Linked DNA regions of Homo sapiens: region 2 is linked to region 1. A link is a contact called in ENCODE Hi-C or POLR2A ChIA-PET data. All regions are on one chromosome and are shown on one strand. The core of a region is the stretch at or near the end of the contact, and the rest is flanking DNA. Distances in the headings are between cores, read along the strand shown. Region 1 holds the start of LINC01278 (long intergenic non-protein coding RNA 1278). Region 2 holds the start of ARHGEF9-IT1 (ARHGEF9 intronic transcript 1).

What was found. A loop is a pair of places that touch in the nucleus more often than their neighbours do. ChIA-PET counts read pairs that join two places held with the same protein, here RNA polymerase II (POLR2A). Pooled maps may share reads with other maps.
Region 2: a map of ascending aorta shows a loop between it and region 1 (2.5-fold over the local background). The contact joins the promoter of ARHGEF9-IT1 here to the promoter of LINC01278 in region 1. A Hi-C loop is called at or near these places in 4 of 168 maps with a recorded cell type or tissue (ascending aorta, cardiac septum, chondrocyte and 1 more) and 10 of 50 pooled maps. POLR2A ChIA-PET finds 5 or more read pairs at or near these places in 1 of 52 experiments (BJ).

What each region holds. Positions count from the first base shown.
Region 1 is chrX:63,558,722-63,564,392 of GRCh38, reverse strand. LINC01278 (long intergenic non-protein coding RNA 1278) reads left to right here and starts at 3,298. Exons shown (of 4, transcript NR_152613.1): 1 at 3,298-3,561. RefSeq lists an enhancer at 3,577-4,118.
Region 2 is chrX:63,668,060-63,673,730 of GRCh38, reverse strand. ARHGEF9-IT1 (ARHGEF9 intronic transcript 1) reads left to right here and starts at 2,229. Exons shown (of 2, transcript NR_138419.1): 1 at 2,229-2,482; 2 at 3,390-3,535. All of the region lies in intron 6 of ARHGEF9 (Cdc42 guanine nucleotide exchange factor 9), which reads left to right.

The DNA of each region.
Region 1 (5,671 bases), core at 2,049-4,548:
AGTGGCAGTGTAAATTAGTTCAACCATTGTGGAAGACAGTGTGGTGATTCCTCAAGGATCTAGAACCAGAAATACCATTTGACCCAGCAATCCCATTACTGGGTATATAACCAAAGGATTAGAAATCATTTCTACTATAAAGACACCTGCACACATATATTTATTGCAGCTCTATTTACCATAGCAAAGACTTGGAACCAACCCAAATGCTCATCAATGATAGACTGGATAAAGAAAATGTGGCACATATACACCATAGAATACTATGCAACCATAAAAAAGGATGAGTTCATGTCCTTTGCAGGGACATTGATTAAGCTGGAAGCCACCATTCCCAGCAAACTAACACAGGAACAGAAAACCAAACATGCATGTTCTCACTCATAAGTGGAAGTTGAACAATTAGAACACATGGACACAGGGAGGGGAACATCACACACCAGGGCCTGCCAGGGGGTGGGGGCAAATGGGAGGGAGAGCATTAGGACAAATACCTAATGCATGTGGGGCTTAAAACCTAGATGATGGGTTGATAGGTTCAGCAGAGCACCATGGCACATGTATACCTATGTAACAAAACTGCACTTTCTGCACATGTATCCCAGAACTTAAAGTAAAACTTAAAAAAAATTAAATCTACAAAATTATTACAACCCCAATTCTTTCGTTAGATCTAGCTGAAAAATGTAGTATGTGGATATATTATTTTTTTCTGGTTTTAATTTTTATCTGATTACTTGCTTAGTGAATCTTTCATACTTCTTTCAGAAGGGGGATAATTATCTTCCCTCGACTATCTGGTTATCAGTCACACATGGATAGCTATCTAGGTATAATAGGCAAACATTCCGCTTTACGACCACCTCACCCTACATGGTACCTACTTATTGTAGAAATGATTACACACCCAGGAAATCAGGTCAGTCAAGTCTTTAGTTAACACCTACTGCATGCCTTAGTGACTGTCTTGGGGCCTTTCTTTGCAGAAACCATTATAGGTTTAAACAAACTTGGGATTGTTTTACAAATTGTTAAATATAACAATGGTAATTATTTCATTATGTTAATATTACATGTGTTTCTCACTGAAAATTTTGATGGCTAAGGTTTTGCAATTAATCTTGTATATAAAACAACATGAGGTAGAGAATAATTTAGTAATACTAGGGTATTTTAGGTGATTAGTCATTTTTATCGCTTTTGGAACAAAACTCACGAAAATGATTTTTAAAATGACTAATTTGTAGTTGATGAATTTGGGCTGAATTGCTTTGAGCAGAATCTTGCAAAGCTTTAAATAAATATCATCTAAACCCATTCATCTAGAAAGCCAAATCAATTGTATAAACTTGCCTGTACTCTGTACAGGTCAGAATACAGATTAATTCAACTGCTATAAAAATACTCAAAATAATATGTGACAGTCTGAGGATAATTTATCCATGGTCGGTGTGATGACTCCACGGTAACAGAGACCTAAAATCCTTTTATGTTGTTGCTCTAATGTCTAATTTAAGTACTGAACACTGTCATTATAGTGTAAATGTAGACATAGACAATATATAAATGAATGTGTTTGTGTTCCAATAAAACTTTATTTTTGAACATTTAAATTTAAATTTTATATAATTTGTACATGTCATGAAATATTTGTTTCTTAATTTTTTAACCACTTATATATGTAAAAATAATTATTTGTCCTCTGATCAAACAAAAACAGATAGTAGACAAGCTTTGGCCCTTGAGCTGTAGTTCACTGGCCCCAGCTCCAACTCTAGTAGCTCAGGTTATCATTTCCCCATCTTAGTCAGGTTGGATTACACTTTATGTTGTAAGCATACTTGTTCTAGATTTCTGAGGGGCTTACCTTTGTTTTCCAAGGACATTACAATCTTATCAGCTTCACGATAACATCATTGGACAAGATTTTCTTATCTGAAATACCTTGACAAGGTCTCTGGCAGTGGTCATGTATTTGATTTACTTTAGGCTGAGACAGTAGTTCCTTGTGGGTTTACTTCTTAATTTTCCAATATTTTTTGTCTCTTATTACTACTTTTAATCAATATTTATATAGTACTTATGTGGCAGTCGTTGTAAGTTTATTTAATATGTTACTGTCTCACAACAAACCTATGAAATTAGTACTGTTATCCTTATTTTACCTATGGGGAAACTGAGGCACAGAAGGCTTAAATAACTTGAGCTAATAACGCAGATAATAGCAGAGCTAGGATCCAAATCTAGGCTGCATGGATTCAGAGTCCACTCTGCCTTTCTAAACAACCTTGGTGTGTTGTTTTCTTAAATAAAAAATGTAGGAATGTTTCTCTCCAAACCCTGAAATATTTATGTCACCCACACAGGACACCTCCTTCTTGTACAGCTAAATTAGTATCACCAGTGTTCTTGGAGACCTAGGATTCCTGATTGAGGGATTCCTATGCTGCAATGTCTGTGTCCATATTTTATTTATTTATCAAATAGGTCTTCTCACTGCCAGACATTGTTTTAAATGCCTTATACACATTGACTTGTTTAATTTAATATTTACAACAAGCAATTAACAGATGAAAAAGGTCGCATAACTTTGTAAAGGGCAGAGCCAGATTGCAACCAAGTTAACGTCTTCGATCGCTATTCTTAATCTTTCTGCAGGGTCTGAGTCTCTTCATTTCTTACCAGCATGGGTTTCTCTGTTTCTTGCTTCAGGGACTTCACGACTGGTCACAAGAAATTCTTGACCTTGGTTGGTTCTGACATGGCTGCAACATGCTCTTTCTGACAGGAATGCATAGCCGAATATCAGGTTCTAAGCCCTGTGACAATCATAGGGCACATACAGCATAGATTTTGTTTAAAGAAATCTCTTTTGGTGTGTATATTCTTCTTGTTTAAGGTCTGAATTGATATTTGCACACTGCTATAACTTCTCTCATGAAGCATTACCTATTTTCAAAGCTACATAAGGTGCTGTTGTAATCATACGGTTTTGTTGTATACATAATCCCGCTTTAATTATTCATCATTATTTATTTTCCTTTTGTTAGTTTAATTATAAAAACAACACATACTCATTTTAAGAATCCTAATAATACAGATCTGTATGTTGTTGTTGGTGAAAAGTCTCCAGTTTTTTTCATCCCTTTTCTTTATAATTTCCAGCATAATGCCATAGAAATAGACGAAACTCTCAGCGGGCTTATTCTGCATTCACTGGCCATGGTGGTTTGAGGGTTAACTTTAAGAAGCACTCTCTCCATTTCAGCTGACTGCTACATCCGGGAGAAAAGCGCTATTGCCTGGGAAACTAAGTCACGTGAGAACCTGGGGACGCTAGGTTCCGGAACCTGACCTGAGCTGGGGCCTGTGCTTCCAGCGGGTGGTGGGGGGCCTGGTGTGCTGGCATCAAGTAAGCCGACTACCTCGGCAAAGGCTTAGGGACAAGAGACCAGCAGCCTGAACTGGCTGGGGCATCCGGAAGGCTTAGATCTTGTGGCCAAGAGTTCAGACCGTGGCGAAGTGGAGAGTGACATGCAGTTGGATGGCGGTGACTGCGTGGTAAGTTGTATTTGAACACCCGGCAGGAGACAAGAAGTGGGGATGAGCTAGGACTCATCCTCCCTTTATTGAATAATTTGCCTTTTTCCAGAGGGAAGGAAGCCAGACCAGCTAGCAGGACGCCAGGGGTAGGAGTGCGGGAATGAGAATAGGTGTCTGGAACAGGGCAGAGGGGGAGGGGGACCCTGAGGCGCAAATTCTTTTTCCTTACATGGCTTTTTCTTCTCGTTTTTCTCCTCTCTCACCCTCTATGTCCCCATTATTCTTGTTCTTTCTTTTCCTGGTTACGCATTTTCATTAATCCAGAGCCTTAATTCGAATGTAAACATTTTGGCTCCTGATCCAGTTCTCCGTTAACTTTCCTGGTATTTGTGATTTCGTGTTTGGTAGCGTAATAGGACGACTATAGTTAACAATAATTTATTATGTATTTCAAAATAACTAAAAAGCGGAATTGAGATGATTCTAACATAAAGAAATGATAAATGCTTGAGGTGATGGTTATACCATCTACTCTGATTTGATTATTACACATTGTATGTTCTAATCAAAATATCACATGTACCCCATAAATATGTACAACTATTATATATCCATAATAATTAAAACTTCAAAAATGTTAACAAAATGGCAAAAAAATCAGAAGAAGTTATTCAAGTATGGTGAGTAAACGTTTAAAAAGTGACTCAGCTTCACTAATAAATGCACATGAAAAAACGGAATAGCAGATTATGATTGACAAGGGGATAAAAAGATTGTTTATGCCCAGTGTTGTGCAGAGTTTGGGGACACTGGCACTCAATTACAGTATTAAGTGTGTAAATTAGTATAATCATTTATTGTTGGGCTATTTGGCATATGTAACAAACTTGAAAACCTCTTAGTCTTTGACCTAGAAATTCTACCCTTAGGAATTTTTTTTCAACACAGTTACTACTGAAAATACACACAGGTATGCACATACACATATAATGTGTTAATTGCAGCATTATTTGTAATAGCACACTTTGGAAATAATCTAAATGCCCATCAATAGTGAATTGGTAAAATAAATTGTGGTATAACAATATGATTGGATAGAATACAGCCCTTTTAAATGGCACTGATTTGGTGCCTGTGAAATAAGTTACAAAATAGGTTTTCTAGTAGTAGTCATAATATTATCAAATATTTCTTTACAATATATGTGAATACATACTTCTATATGAACAGAAAAAATGCTATAGGAAATTATGAACAAAACAACTAGCAATGAAAATCTCTGGGTAGTGGAATTGTAGCATTTGTTTTTCCTCCCCACTTCTGCTTTCCTTCTCAACGTCCTTCCCCAACTTTCTTTCTTTCTTTTTTTTCTTAAAGATCCATGTACATTTATTTCAACATTAATTTTTATACTCCAGATACCATTTACTTTCTTTTTTAAAGTATTACATATTAAGCAATACACAAGGTTGTAAAGAAAAATTCAACCGATACCATTGTAGCCTTAGCTCAGTTTAACAAGTAAAAATTTGATCAATACAGCTGAGATCTTCTGTGTAACCTTCCTTAATTCCATTACTCCAATCATGAGTTTGGGGTTTATTTTTTCTATGAATAATTTTTTAAATTTTTTACCACATGTACATTTATATCTCAGAAATATATATTTTACTTCCTTTAAAATCTAATATAAATGGTATACTGTATATATTCTTCTCAACTTGTTTTTAGTCAAAATATGGTTGGGAGCTTTATGTTGATAACTTTTATTAACAGTTAATTTATTTTCCCTACTGTACTGTTTCTAATGTGTAACTCTACCACAATTTATTTTTCCATTTTATGAATGACCACTTTGATTGTTTCAGTTTTCAGTACATGTATTTATGTTAATGGACATTGTAATGCATTTCCTTGCTCTATGAATTATTTGATGGATTACTTTGGAAAAATTATTTCACTTTTTTTTTTGAGACAAAGTCTCACTCTGTCGCCCAGGCTGAAGTGCAGTGGCACAATCTCTGCTCACTTCAACCTCTGCCTCCCGGGCTCAAGCAGTCCTCCCACCTCAGCCTCCTGAGTAGCTGGGACTACAGGCACCCACCACCATGCCCAACTAATTTTTGTT
Region 2 (5,671 bases), core at 980-3,479, 110 kb before region 1:
CAGATTCACACTTAGATAAGAAATAGTATATACTAATTTACTTCCAGACACAGAATACGAGGTTGGTTCTCCTGTTCCCAACCATGCAGGACAGCCAACATACTTTTTTTTTTATCGGTGATACCACCTCACCCTAGCACATCTATTAGGTCTCTCTATTAGGCCTGTACACTATAGGCCACAACCATCATCCCTGCCAAATCCACAGTTTTCACATCTGTTTTTAAAATAATCCCTGATTATTTCATTGCAGACAGCCATGACTTCTCTGAATTCTGAAAGACCTTCCCTTCCTAGATGCCCACCAAAAGTATCAGGAGTAATGACATTTCACATATGTCTTGCAGGCCCAGGTTGTGCAATCTGATAGTCTGCTGGCTAAAATAACCAAGATAGGAGAGGCTGGACGTGCTACTAGGGAGGGATTAGCAATCTTAAGCCTTGTGGTCACAATATAGAGGTAGGGTCTGCTCCCTATTCCACTGACCTCAACTCAAGTGTCATTTTCAGTGATTAAGAGGTAGTATTTCTCTTAATACTTAAAGTATTTTAGCCCGTTCCAAGGGAACCAAGCATCATCCTCACAAACAGCTGCTTAACCAAGGCCCAGAAAAAAGTCACTTTCCTTTTATTCTGCTACCTCTGTCCTACCTTAATGTAGATTGCTGAAAAAGACCACAATTCTGATCAGCTGACATCCTTTTGGGCTATATTTGAAGGATAATGTTCCCATATAAGTAGAACAGCACTTTGATTTGCAGAGAAAGGAATTTGTCTAGATGAAGAGACCCTCATTCTCTTAAGCAGAAGCCAGCACTGGGCCAGACTTACTAGAAAATTGTGGGTCCTTTTTTCCTTGTGTTGGCATTGCTTTGGCCATTTGCCTGATTAAAGGCAGAGAGCTGGACCAAATGACTTCTAGCAAGCCCATCAACTCTAAGACACTCTAAAATTAAGGTGGATTAGCTGGCCTTATTCTCTCTCGTTGGCAGGGTTTTTTGTAAGAGAAGGTGCCCAGCAGCAGTTGTCTTCCTATTCCCTGGAGCATCTCCCCAACTTCCCAATGCCTAGAAGACTTTCTGATTCCCCTGTGTGCTCTGGGACATCAGTCCTTGGAGCAGGAGCCATGGGGAACCAAAAATAGCATGAAATTACCTGGCCTACTCAGGGAGCTTCAGTAGCACCAAGCTCAATAACACTGAGCTATGATTTAAACACTCAGCATCTCAGAAGGAATTTCCTGCATGTATGTCTGAATGGGGCCACAAAAACACAGTTCTAACAGTGTCTGCCTCCTTTATTAGCCTGATTGATTGGTACTCTAATCTCATGTAAGCCCACACATCCCTTGTACGCTCCTGCTTGGTGAAGCCTTTCTTCATCTAAATTGACATCCTACTTCATTCAGGCTGCTATAACAAAATACCATAGACTGGGTGGCTTATAAACAACAGAAATTTATTTCTCATAATTGTGGAAGCTGGGAAGTCCAAGATCAAGGAACCAGTAGATTCAGTGCCTGGTGAGGGCCCTCTTCATAGACTGTTGTCTTCTCATTGTAACCTCACATGGCAGAAAGGATGAGAGAACTCTTTGGGGTCTCTTTTATGAATGCTATTCCCATTTAATTCATGACTGCCTCATTCTCATGACCATCATCCCCCAAGGCCTTACCTCCAAATACCATCACAGTAGAGATTATGTTTCAACATGTGAATTTTATGGGGATACAAACATTCAGCCTATAGCAATTTGTAAGAAGAAAAATTCTTCATGGTCTTCTTGTCAGACTGAGGTCACTGTGGAACTTGCCAGTTCCAGCGAAGTTGTCCTCTAGGAAGTCTTTTCTCTAGTAAAGCCTGATGGATATATTTCAAAGGCCAAGCCTAAAGTTTCTGTCATATTTGCCATACCTGTGTTAAAGACTTCTAGAATGTCAGAATCACCAAGGCTCTTAGAGGACTCCCCCTACAACCCTGACGATTCTTGTGTGTATACACATGCACATATGCACATGTACACATACTCTCACACACTTACTCTCAAACACCTTGCAATGATGGTGAAAGACAGAGAAGCAGAGAGAGGTTTATTTCCTACCAAGGCCACACAGCAAGTCAGTGACAAAGCTGGAACTTGAATCTAGTCCCCTGATTCCTTGTGTGGTATTGTTTTCAGTAAGGTACCACATATTCCTTCAACCTTCTGCCTCTCACAGCCCAATTGCTGTTCTTTGTGATATTTCAGCGACTTGCTTTTTGTATGTAGTAAAGAGTTTATATTTAAATAAGACAGTGAGACTACCTTGGGGAGGTCATCCAAATCCCAGTCAGGTGGTGGGTGAGTGCTGGGGAGTCTCCCCAAGAAAGCAATGAGACATGGATGCTCCATGGCTTGATGATGGTTAGGATTGGTGGCCCAATTTCACAGGTTCCCTGGTATAGGTTCTTTGTGCATTCCACCTGCCCAAGAAGTTGTCTAGGCAAGGAGAGACATTCTGCCAGATTGCCGAGGACTGCTGTGAACAGACCGTGCAAATCAAGAAAAAGATGCCATATTTTGCTGTCTCTGCCACCCCCCTTGTCTCCCAGATGTTTGAACAAACAGAGTGGCTGTCAAAAGCATCTGCATGATAATTTCAGCTTCATTTGTCAAATGAAAAAGAGGAGTCATAGGGGAAACCTTCAGAGCTTAATCTCCCTTGAAGAGGAATTTGGAGGGTAGCATGCAGGCAATTAGTGTCTGCTCAATAGATCAGAGTGTCTGGCTAGAGAGCAGGAAGCCCTGCATTATATCAAGGCCTGACCCTTCTCTTAGCTTATTCCGTGAACATTCTTGGTCTCTTTGCCCAACTCTGGTTATTATCCCTGCCCTCTACCATTCTATAGGGACTAGAGTTCCTGAAGTAACTTTCCTTTTACCCCACCCCCCAGGGCTCCTGAAAATCAAATGGATGAGTAAAAGTGTCAGTCATCTCTCTACTAATCAATACATTAGAGCAGTATGCGGGAGCAGCAGGGAGAATAATCTGTTCCCAGGGACTGCAGTTTCTGGGAAATTTCTATTTCTAATTTCCATGATGCTGAGGTTTGGTTGAGCTGTCACTTTGCCACCTTGCACACTCATTTAATCCACTTGAAAACAAGGGAAAGGTAACATATCCTGGATAGCTTCTTTTTAATCTTTTTTTTTTTCTGGAGATTTGTAGCAGGAACCTAACATTGTAGCTCATATTTGGGAGCTTGATTGTGTGTGGTTGTAATTTCCTCTTTGTGGGATCCCTCTCCTCCCAGCCTGGTTGTGTAATACCCAAGGACCTGTTCCACTTTGCTATTTGATGACTGAATCCAAAGAAGTTGGAGGAAACAAGAAAACCCAACATGATGAAGGCAGCAAAAGCATCTACTTAAAAGCTAAAGTGGCTTGATGAGGCATACTCCTGGGACAAGAAGATCAAATGTAGGGCTAGATGGATTTGTTACTCCTCTGCCTTCCTGTCAGTAGGCAGCATTGAAAATAAACTAGTTAAAAAGTATGGCATTCCCCTTGTCCTTTCCCTGGATCTGCTCAGATTACAGCCCCACATCAATTGGCCTATAATTAGAATGGGGTGAAATCAGGCAGAATGGGGTGAATTAGAATTAGAATGGGGTGAGGCCTCTTCGCTCGGGCTCTGACCCCAAGGAAGGAAGGTAGATAAGCTGGCAAGAAAGCTTTGGGTAGTTTTTGGTGGCCACTGTTCATTCCACACCTATTGATTTAGTTGTCAAACAGTATTTATTGAGTATTTAAATATCAAGTACTCTGTGTCAGACCTTATTCTAGGTTCTGCAAAGACATCAGTGAACATGACAAAGTTTCCACTCTCATTGATTTATATTCCAGTAGGGAAAAGAGGCAACAAACAAACATATATCATCAGGTAGATGGGCCTCTGAAGAAAAATAAAGTAGGATAACAGGTTAGGGAGTAATGTGGATACTACCTGAGGAAGTAACAGTTAAGAACAGACCTGAAGGAGAGGAAGGAGCAAACCATGTGGTTTTCTTGGGGCACAGAATTCCAGACAGAGGGGAAAACAAACACGAAGACCCTGAAATATAGGAGTGTGTGCTAAAGGAACAACACGGAAGCCAGTGTTGTTACTCTACCCAGAGTAGAGTAAGTGAGTGAGAGAGTGGGAGCAAATGAAGTTAGGGAGGTGACTGGAGGTCAGATCCTGTCTTCATAAGACTGACTGTTAGTTTGAGTGAGATGGGAGCCACTGGAGGGTTTTTGAGCAAATACGTGAAATTATGAGACTTATGTTTTGAACATTTCCCCTCATATGCCAGGCCCTATGCTGGGCAATGAGGATATTGAGATCAATGAGATGTGGCCTTGAACATCTAGTGCGGACAAACATATTCCAGCAGAGGGAACAGTGTGAGCAAAATCCTGGAGGGAGTGAACAGATCCAAAGGCCCACGGTTGGGGATTTTTGGAAGGAGTTGTACTTTTGGGGGCAAGACAAAGAGATGTGTTATATAAGTGGAGCAGAGGAAGCAAGGGTGAGATCTCTAAACAATGAGAGGGCTGTCTCCTTTCCATGAACTCATTTGACGCTCTCAAACAGCCATGTGAAGTGGGTCAAACAGGAACTGTTTTAATATTCCCCCTCTACAAATGAGGAAACAGATGGCGAGAGTTTAAGCTAGTTTCTAACTCAAGAGTGAGTTGGTAGCAGCATTGGACTCAGAGCCCAGGTCTTTTGAGATTCTCACCTTAGAAATCTTCCATGGCATCTGGTTGTTCCCCTGGGTTGGTGACAGTAGGAGGAGATTGGGTGGGGGCCATCATTCTAATGTGGTTTGGTGGATAAGAGCATAGGCTTTGGAGGGCTTCTGACCTAGGTTCTGCCCCTTTGGGCAAATTACTTCCAATTTCTTTGACCCTGGTTTTGGGGTAATAACAAAACATCACTTACTGGGTTGCTATATTACTAGGAGACAGGATAGGTATGGAAACTGGGGCACACAGTAATAGTCAAGAAAATAAGTATCACTTATGTTGAGCTTATAGTGTGATGTGTACCTTCTAGGCACTTTATATGTTTTAATTTAAATAATCCTCACAACACCCAAATGAAGTTGGTACTGTTATTATCCCCATGTTAATGATGAGGCAACTGAGTTATAGAGAGACTACGTGTGTTGCTCAAGGTTAGTCAGCTTGGTGAGCATAGAGGAGTATTATTTTAATTTTTTTTCTAATTGGTGGAGTTACATGTTGCAAGTAATTAAAATATAATTGATGCTGGGCACCGTGGCTAACATCTGTAATTCCAGCACTTTGGGAGGCTGAGGTCGGTGGATCGCTTGAGGTCAGGAGTTTGAGACCAGCCTGGCCAACATAGCAAAAAATCATCTCTACTAAAAATATAAAAATTAGCTGGGCATGGTGTCACACACATGCCTGTAATGCCAGCTACTTGGGAGGCTGAGACACAAGTATCGCTTGAGGCCAGGAGGCAGAGTTTGCAGTGAGCCGAGATCGTGCCACTATACTGCAGCCTGGGCAACAGAGGGAGACTCTGTCTCAAAAAAGAAAAAAAAAAATGTAGAATTGAGATGCCCCTGGCTGGTGGAGTGGATGGACCAGATAATACTGGGTAGCCCTCCTGGTCGTATCA